3 separate regions of the Homo sapiens genome follow, and regions 1 and 3 are each linked to region 2. A link is a contact called in ENCODE Hi-C or POLR2A ChIA-PET data. All regions are on one chromosome and are shown on one strand. Each heading gives the region's core, a stretch centred on a gene start or an enhancer-like site at or near the end of the contact. The rest is flanking DNA. Distances are from core to core; before and after follow the strand shown.

What was found. Hi-C counts contacts between places; a loop is a spot of excess contacts on that map. ChIA-PET counts read pairs that join two places held with the same protein, here RNA polymerase II (POLR2A). Pooled maps may share reads with other maps.
Region 1: a pooled map shows a loop between it and region 2 (13-fold over the local background). The contact joins the enhancer-like site here to the promoter of APOL3 in region 2. A Hi-C loop is called at or near these places in 5 of 50 pooled maps. POLR2A ChIA-PET finds 5 or more read pairs at or near these places in 2 of 52 experiments (T-cell and activated T-cell).
Region 3: a loop to region 2 is called in a map with no recorded cell type, with 3 times the contacts of the local background. The contact joins the enhancer-like site here to the promoter of APOL3 in region 2. A Hi-C loop is called at or near these places in 1 of 168 maps with a recorded cell type or tissue (CD8-positive, alpha-beta T cell), 5 of 37 single-sample maps with no recorded cell type and 8 of 50 pooled maps. POLR2A ChIA-PET finds 5 or more read pairs at or near these places in 2 of 52 experiments (activated naive CD4-positive, alpha-beta T cell and naive thymus-derived CD8-positive, alpha-beta T cell).

Annotation. Positions count from the first base shown.
Region 1 is chr22:35,659,116-35,661,905 of GRCh38, forward strand. APOL6 (apolipoprotein L6) reads left to right here. Exons shown (of 3, transcript NM_030641.4): 3 at 1-2,790. The coding sequence ends at 481. Among named protein-coding and RNA genes, the nearest start is that of APOL6, 12 kb to the left of the region's middle. RefSeq lists an enhancer at 1,734-1,843. Within about 2 kb of position 1,261, at least 10 of the 41 ENCODE cell types and tissues checked have a DNase peak (open chromatin) inside an H3K27ac peak, as active enhancers do.
Region 2 is chr22:36,159,110-36,162,208 of GRCh38, forward strand. It overlaps APOL3 (apolipoprotein L3), which reads right to left and starts at 1,646. Exons shown (of 4, transcript NM_145639.2): 1 at 1,560-1,646. RefSeq lists enhancers at 2,565-3,099, 3,090-3,099.
Region 3 is chr22:36,457,759-36,460,868 of GRCh38, forward strand. No RefSeq gene overlaps it. Among named protein-coding and RNA genes, the nearest start is that of TXN2, 22 kb to the right of the region's middle. Within about 2 kb of position 1,738, at least 6 of the 41 ENCODE cell types and tissues checked have a DNase peak (open chromatin) inside an H3K27ac peak, as active enhancers do.

The DNA.
Region 1 (2,790 bases), core at 11-2,510, 500 kb before region 2:
CGTCCGTGCATTTTGGAAACTCAGAGCCAACCCACGCTTGGCCAATGCTACCAAGCGTCTTCTGACCACTGGCCAAGTCTCCTCCCGGAGCCGCGTGCAGGTGCAAAAGGCCTTTGCGGGAACAACACTGGCGATGACCAAAAATGCTCGCGTGCTGGGAGGTGTGATGTCCGCCTTCTCCCTTGGCTATGACTTGGCCACTCTCTCAAAGGAATGGAAGCACCTGAAGGAAGGAGCAAGGACAAAGTTTGCGGAAGAGTTGAGAGCCAAGGCCTTGGAGCTGGAGAGGAAACTCACAGAACTCACCCAGCTCTACAAGAGCTTGCAGCAGAAAGTGAGGTCAAGGGCCAGAGGGGTGGGGAAGGATTTAACTGGGACCTGCGAAACCGAGGCTTACTGGAAGGAGTTAAGGGAGCATGTGTGGATGTGGCTGTGGCTGTGTGTGTGTCTGTGTGTCTGTGTGTATGTACAGTTTACATGAATGTTCCTCAGGACATGGCATACAATGGCCTTGGAGGTCCAAATAATATCAAGTACATCTTGGAGATGAGGGTGCCTGTCCTGGACAGACCTCGGCATGCCTTCTGTTTCTCCTTCAATGCTCCTTAAGGCCTATGTGCTGGGAAAAGGGTCTTCCCTGTTTGTTTGTTTGTTTGTTTGTTTGTTTGTTTTGAGACAGGGTCTCTGTTGCCCAGGCTGGAGTGCAGTGGCGTAATCTCGGCTCACTGCAACCTCTGCCTCCTGAGTGCAAGCAAGTCTCCTGCCTCAGCCTCCCAAGTAGCTGGGATTACAGGCACGCACCACCACGCCCAGCTAATTTTGGTATTTTTTTGTAGAGACAGGGTTTCACCATTTTGGCCAGGCTGGTCTCGAATTCCTGACCTCAAGTGATCCACCCACCTTGGCCTCCCAAAATGCTGGGATTACAAGCGTGAGCTACCCTGCCCAGCCGGGTCTTCCCAGTTTTAACAAAGAGGTCACAGAGCCACAGGCGGAGTTAGGAACTAAATTGTCTCCTCCTCCCAATTCATATGTTGAAGTCCTAAACCAAAATGTGGCTGTATTTAGAGATGGACCCTTTGGGAGGTAATTAGGGTTGACTGAGGCCATAGGGTGAGGTCCTAACCCGATGGAATTGACTTCTTTATAAGAGGAGGAGGAAATACAAGAGGGCCTCCCCACCCCTGCTGCACACCTACACTGAAGGAAGGCTATTTGCAGATGCAGCAAGAAGGCAGCCATCTGCAAGGCAGAAGAAGAGAGCCCTCACCAGGAACTGAATAAGTCAGTCAGTCTGGGACTTCCAGCCTCTAGAACTGTGAAACAATAAATTTCTGTGGTGTAAGCAACTCAATCTATAGTAGTTTGTTACTATTTTGTTATAGCAACCAAAGATGACTAAGCCAGACAGGTTATGTCACTCGCCAAGTGTCTTAGTCTGTTTGTGCTGCTATAACAAAATACCTTAGACTGGGTAATTTACAAACAACAGAGATGTATCCAGAGATCCACAGTTCTGGAGGCTGAGAAGTCTAAAATCAAGGCACCAGCAGATTCCACATCTCGTGAAGGCTCACTCTCTGCTTCACAGATGGCACTGTCTTGCTGTGTTCTCACATGGCAGAAGGGGCAAACAAGCCCCCCTGGGCCTCTTTTATAAAGGCACTAACTCTATGCCTAAAGGCAGGGCCCTCATGACTCTATCACCTACCAAAAGGCTCCACTTCTTTATACTATTGGAGGGGTAGAAGGAACTTCCTTTCTAGACCTTGAAGGTTTAAGAATTTGAATCTATAAAACAAGCTGACAATAGACAGATTAACAGGAGAAAAAGCATATACATTTTTTAATGTGGGCCAGATGGCAGAAGCTTAAATAACACCCCAAGCTACAGGAAGTGAGGCCTCTGATGGGGAGGTAGTGACACAGGCTGTGGGAGGGGGTAGGGGGAGGAAGTCTGTGGTGAGCAAAGTTTGCCTTATTACACTGATAAAGTGTAATTACACTAATAAAGCTGGATCACCTGAGGTTAGGAGTTTGAGAACAGCCTGGCCAACATGGCAAAACCCTGTCTCTACTATAAATACAAAAATTAGCCAGGTGTAGTGGCAGGGCACTTGTAATCCTATCTACTCGGGAGGCTGAGGCAGGAGAATCGCTTGAACCCAGGCTGTAAAGGTTGCAGTGAGCCAAGATCATGCCACTGCACTCCAGTCTGGGTGTCAGAATGAGACCCCATCTCAAAAAAAAAAAAAAAAAAAAAAAAGAAGAAGAATACAGTCATGTATCTCTTGGTGACAGGGACGCATTCTGATAAATGTGTCATTAGGCAATTGCATTGTAGTGTGATTATCACAGATTGTACTTATACAAAACTTAGATGGCATAGCCTACTGCATACCTAGGCTATATGGGAGAGCCTATTGCTCCCAGGCTACGCACCTGTACAGCATGTGACTACTGAATACTATAGGCAATTGCAGCACAATGGGAAATATTTGTGTATCTAAACATATGTAAACAGAGAAAAAGGAAAGTAAAAATATGGCATAAAAGATAAGAATTGGCTCTCCTGTACAGGGCACTTACTACGAATGGAGCTTGCAGGGCTGAGAGTTGCTCCAGATGAGTCAGTGAGTGGTGAATGAATGTGAAGGCCTAGGGCATTACTGTATACTACTGTAGGCTTTATAAACACAGCACACTTAGGGTACACAAAATGCATATTAAAACATTTTCTTCCTTCAGTATATTAGGCAATAGGAATTTTTCAAGTCCACTATAAATCTT
Region 2 (3,099 bases), core at 396-2,895:
CAGGCCCACCCTCTCACCTGCTGGGCATCACCTGGATCTGAGAAGCCCATGCAGGCCTCCAGCTCTCCCCACTTTCCTGCAGCCCCTGCAGGCATCTGGGCTGCAATGTCAACTTTCCCCTGACTCGCACTGCCCCGCCTCCCACCTCACCCCAGATGGGGTCAGCAGCCTGCTGGGGGTCAGCAGGGTAGGGCATCCTAACCCCCTAAGGCAGGTGAAAAACCCTGAGGCTCAGAGAGGGGAAGTGACTTCCCCAGTGTCACACACCTCTTGGAGGGCAGGGGGAAGGTCAACACCTGACCTCCTGACTCTGACATTGAAGCAAGAAAGTATAATGTTAATAATCCAAAATCTTCCAGGTTTGTTTCTGCTTCTACAAACACAGAGGGCTAAGCTCACGCTCCCACAGTTATGCTCACGCTTCCACAGTTTGACTTTTAATCTCATGATTGTCAAGCTGGGATCATGTGGCAGACACCATTCTGCAACATGCCGTTCTCACTGCCCCTGTCTGGGCCATCTTTCCCACTAGGGAACAGCACAGCTTCTTTCTTCTCTATCACCCAGAGGCCTGAAAAGGAACCAGGTGAGTGTCAGGGACATGGAGTCCTGTGATCTACCTGCTCAACTTCCTGACATGGGACCCTCAGCGAGTCACTCATCTCCCATGGCCTCAGTTTACCCACAGGGCCTGGCTCAAGTAGGTGCTCAGAGTCAGGGTGGGTGAAACAACCTCTGGGTTCCTTGTTATCTCTTTTCGCTCTCTCTCTCTTTTTTTTTTTTGAGACAGAGTCTCACTCTGTCAGGAGTGCACTCAGGCTGGAGTGACTGGTGCGATCTCGACTCACTGCAACCTTCATCACCTGGGTTCAAGTGATTCTCATGCCTCAGCCTCCCAAGTAGCTGGGATTACTGGCTTGTGCCACCACGCCCAGCTAATTTTTTGTATTTTTAGTAGAGGCAGGGTTTCTCCATATTGGCCAGGCAGGTCTCGAACTCCTAACCTCAAGTGATCTACCCGTCTCGGCCTCTCAAAGTGCTGGGATTACAGGCATGAGCCACCGCGCCCAGCCAGGTTCCTTGTATCTCAAAGGAAATCCTCTGTCCCCATCGGGCCTCAGCAGCAGCACCCTGGGGCCAGCCTCAGGGTGGCCAGGCCACAAGAAGGACAGGCCAGGCTCTGGATCACCTCCTGTCCTCCACCTTCTCTGGTTCCTCCAAATATTCTAAAGGAATGGACAGTCCCAACATCTGCCTTCCTTCTGGGGTCACCGGGCCATGTCTCACGCAGGCTGGAACTAGAGCTGAGCCCTAGGAAGCTTTGTGAACCCAGCTGAGCTGATTCTGCCTCTGTCTCTACTGTTTGGGGGCCCAGAGAGAGGGAGGGAGAAGTCCAGCTAAAACCTGGGTGCAAATTCAGGCTCTGCCATGGACCGAGATGTGACCTCAGTCAGTTACCTAACCTCTCTGAGCTCATCTACAAAAGGTGAATGACCCTTCTCTTATAGAGCTGCTGTGAGGATGGGGAGATGGGGAAGGTCAGACCACCCCTAACTTACCAAGGAAGCTTCTCTTGAAAGAGTGTGAGCAAGATCCAGCTGTTCTGAGCTGTGTGGATCCCACCTCCAGCCGTGCATCTGCATAATAACCAGACACGTTCTCCAGGCTCTGAGATATACCCTGGAACCCAAAAGGGAAAGTGAAAGTCACAACTTGGCAGCAGCTCCTGATCAAACATGCAAAACAGGATGCTTCCCAGCCCCACCCTTGGCCCAGTCCCATCCTTGGTCCAGCAGCACCCTTGGTCCCACCCTCCTGCTGATCCAAGAGCAGCCCCAGACGTCCTTCTTGGCCAACCCACCTGCCTCCCATACTTAGGGTTGGGGGTTTGCTGTGTCTTCAGGAAGAAAGACCTACCACTGAAAGACTATGAGACCCTCCAGATTACTCCCCACCCCCAATAACACCACACTCCCCAGATGCCCACCTCACTCCCTCCATGCCATCAGCATTACCACAGTCCATCACACATGCCGGGTGGACGCTTATTGCATATTGATTGTATTGCTGTTGGGGTTATTTTGTTGTTTTGTTTTGTTTTGTTTTTGAGATGGGGTCTGGCTCTGTCACCCAGGCTGGAGTGCGGTGGCACAATAATAGCTCACTGTAGCCTCAAATTCCAGGGTTCAAATGAACCTCCTGAGTAGCTGGGACTACAAGCATGAGCCACTCGGCCTGGCTACTTTTAAAAAATGATTTTGAAGGGGTGAAATCTTACTATTTTTACCAGGTTGGTTTCAAACTCTGGCCTCAAATGATCCTCCTGCCTCAGCATGAGCCACCGTTCCAGACCTGCTCTTGTCGAACGCCATACCTGTGTGGCTTCTGGACACTTCCTTATGTGGGTTCTTCTGCCAGGAGCACCTGCTACCTTCACCTGGAAAAGTCACGCTCCTCTATCAGAATGCAAATCTAGCATTTCCTCCCCTGAGAAGCCCCCTAGCATCCTCTTCAGCAGAGCCCACTGCCCCATGTTCCACTCCTGTGGCACTTTTGTTAGGCTGTTGTAATTGGCCACAGTCCCAGGTTGACTGAACAAAGTGGGGGGCGGATGTGGGAGTAAAAGACAAAGACAAAAGAGTATATTAGGAAGAAGGGGTCAGGGGGTTCCTTGCTTCTAGTGAACAAGGGCTCTGAGCTTTTCAAGCTCTCTGAGTTTATTAGGTAAAAGAGATGACGAGAAAAAGGTGGGGGGGTGATTGTCAGGTAATTGTCAGTCAGCCGTTTGGTTCACAGCAGGCTTGCAAGACTGCATCCTTCAAATAATAGGTGCTAGATATCCCAACAGATAACTTCAAGGAGCCCAGCACCAGGGAGTGATGGCCCTCAGGAAACCTTCTGGCGGCGGGTGCAGTGTGAGTTTACCCACATCCCGCATTCATGATAAACAGTTTGCTGTTTGATCATATAGCCTCCAGTGAAATGCTGAGTTGGTCACAATCCCTTTGGCCTTTTCAGCTCCCAACAGGCAGTTAAGTAGACATTAGCAGCTGGGAGGAGAAAAGAGAGCAGAAAGCCTGTCACTGCAACAGCTCCTGG
Region 3 (3,110 bases), core at 488-2,987, 300 kb after region 2:
GTTTGGTTCCTCGACGGCTGGAGAAGGGAGTGATCGACCAGGGTTTCTGAAGAACCCCCTCCTGACGTGGCCACTCACCAGCTGACCTCAGGCCTGTCCCTTCCTTTGGCTGGCCCTGGACCTTCTCTGTCAACTCAGGCAGTTGGAGCTGGTCCCTGAGGGCCTTCCTGCCCTGAAGTCATGACTTGTGGGGAGCTGAGTTCTGGGAAATGCATCCTCTGGAGAGGCACCAGAGGCCGCGCATGCCTGAGTGAGTGTGGGGGTGCGCCCTGGCCTCACTAGCCAAACACCAACTTCATCTTCCCAGGCTACCCTGGCCCGAGCAGCTCCGGCTCCTTCCCTGCCTGCCTCATCCTCCCAGGCCACTGTCCAGGAAGCTGGCCTCTCTGCCTGTTCCCCACAGCCCCTGGGGGTGGGGCCAGAGTAGGGCAAAAAGGGCCTGGGCCTGGCCCAGCAGAGCCTCTGCCCCTCCTTCGGGGGCTCCTGTTCTTGTGGGCTGAGAGCTGCAGCCCTGCAGCCGGCCTGGCTGTGGCTCAGTGGTCAGGGCCAAGTGCAGAGCAAACACCCTGCCCACTGGGCAGCCATTTCACGGTCATTCCCAGGCTGCATGGGGTCCCCAGTCGGGCAACTAAGTGCAGATGTGAAACAACGAGCTTTCCAAGATCCAGGGATTTGACCCTTGGGAAAGAGACTCCCTAAGGGAACTGCTTCCTGTCACTCCCCAACCACCACTTTGAGAAATAATTTTCTCTCCCTCAACCTCACTGCCAGCCTCAGTCAAGAGCAAACCGAGGACTGGTAGTGGGAGCTCAGGGCCACCTTGGGATTCTCTGCTCTCGCTGCTGGCTGAGCCCAGGCAAGGCCCCTGCCCTCTCTGGGCTTCCATTTCCCTCTCCTGCTCCAAACTTGCTAGCTTCCTTCCCTATCTCAACATCATAGGGACCCTTCGAGATGGGAACTACTAATAGGGGAAATCATATGGGAAACCAGGCTGGGCGCAGTGGCTCACACCTATAATCCCAGTACTTTGGGAGGCCGAGGTGGGAGGATCACCTGAGGTCAGGAGTTCCAGACCAGCCTGACCAACATGGTGAAACCCTGTGTCTACTAAAAATACAAAAATTAGCCGGGCGTGGTGGCAGGTGCCTGTAATCCCAGCTACTCAGGAGGCTGAGAGGTAGGGGAATCACATGAACCTGGGAGGTGGAGGTTGCAGTGAGCTGAGATCCTGCCACTGCACTCCAGCCTGGGTAACAGAGTGAGACTCCATCTCAAAAATAAAATAAAAAATGACCATATCCTTATAGGAACCATTATTTTGAACTCAGAATCTCAGAAAAACCAGGATTTGGGGCCTGGAACTTTCTTTGTCTTATTTTGTTTTGTTTTGGATTTTTTGGGGAGACAGAGTCTTGCTCTGTCACCCAGGCTGGAGTACAGTGGCGCGATCTAGGCTTACTGCAAGCTCCGCCTCCCGGGTTCACGCCATTCTCCTGCCTCAGCCTCCCGCCACCACGCCTGGCTAATTTTTTGTATTTTTAGTAGAGATGGGGTTTCACCGTGTTAGCCAGGATGGTCTCCATCTCCTGACCTCGTGATCTGCTCACCTCGGCCTCCCAAAGTGCTGGGATTACAGGCGTGAGCCACCGTGCCTGGCTGGGGCCCGGAACTTTCTAAGGCAGAGGCGGCAGAGACAAAGAGGTGGCTGGAGGTGGGGCAGTGCCGAGCCAAGTCTCAGGACATCCCTACTGCCGAGCCTCCCCTCCCACAAAGTAAACCGGCAGGTGGGCAGTGCAGGCGGGGCCCAGCTCGGGTTTCACTCCTTCCCCGCTCTCGGGGACAATAAAATGCTCCCTTTGCCCTGGAAATCCCACTTGTATAAAATCCAAAAGAAGAAATAAGCTCTTATGTTCAAACAGGTTTGTTCCAACCTCATTTATAATGGAAAAATATTAACTGAAAAATTCCTTAGTATCCGACAATGGGGGAGAAGTTAACAGTTTGACCGGAGCTGAGTGACATGCAAAAGGGTGTTTGTGGAGTGCAGGGAGCTCCTGCTGTGTGTGTGGGAGGGTGGAGAGGGCATGGGGAGAGGAGCAGGGACCCCAGAGTCAGACTGTCTAGGTTTAAATCCTGTCTGCTCCTTCCTAGCTGTGTGACCTTGAGTCATAACCCAAAGCCCTCTGTACCTCCATGTCCCCCTCCATAAACTGGCACTGGGCTGGGCATGGTGGCTTATGCCTGTAATCCCAGCATTTTGGGAGACCAAGGCAGGTGGATCACCTGAGGTCAGGAGTTAGAGACCAGCCTGGCCAACATGGTGAAACCCCGTCTCTACTAAAAATACAAAAATTAGCCAGGTGTAGTGGCAGGTGCCTGTAGTCCCAGCTACTCAGGAGGCTGAGGCAGGAGAATCGCTTGAACCCAGGAGGCAGAGGTTGCAGTGGGCCGAGATTGTGCCACTGTGCTCCAGCCTGGGTAATAGGTGACAGAGCGAGACTCCGTCTCAAAACAAAACAAAACAAAAAAAAGGAGAGAGAGACTTGGGGGATGTGTGTGCCCAGAGGAAAATCCATGTGAGGACCCAGCAAGAAGGTGGCCACCCGCAAGCCAAGCAGAGAGGCTTCAGGAGAAACCAACCCTGCCAGCACCTTGATTTTGGACTTCCAGCCCCAGAACTGTGAAAAAATAAACATCTGTTGTTTAAACCACCCAGTCTGTGATATTTTGTGATGGCTGGCCTAGCAAACTAATACACATTACTAACACACAATAAGAGAAGCGTTTAATAGGGCGCTTACCACGTAATTGCATTGTGTTCTGACATTACATTTACGATCTCATAACCATGAGGAGGGTCCTGTCCTCCCATTTCAGAGATGAAGGAAACTGAGGCTTGGCTAGTGACGGAGAGGGCTGTGACTGGAGCCAGGACTGTGTGACTCCAAGGCCCCACCAAAGCCTCCTCCTGGGATGGACCATGGACTTTCCTGCCTCTGTGCTGTGCATACGCTCTCCCTTCTGCCTGGAATACCCTTCCCACCACTTGCCTCTCAGGACGAGTCCCAGTCGATTCTTCAAAACTCTTCTTGGCCCGGCAAGGTGGCTCA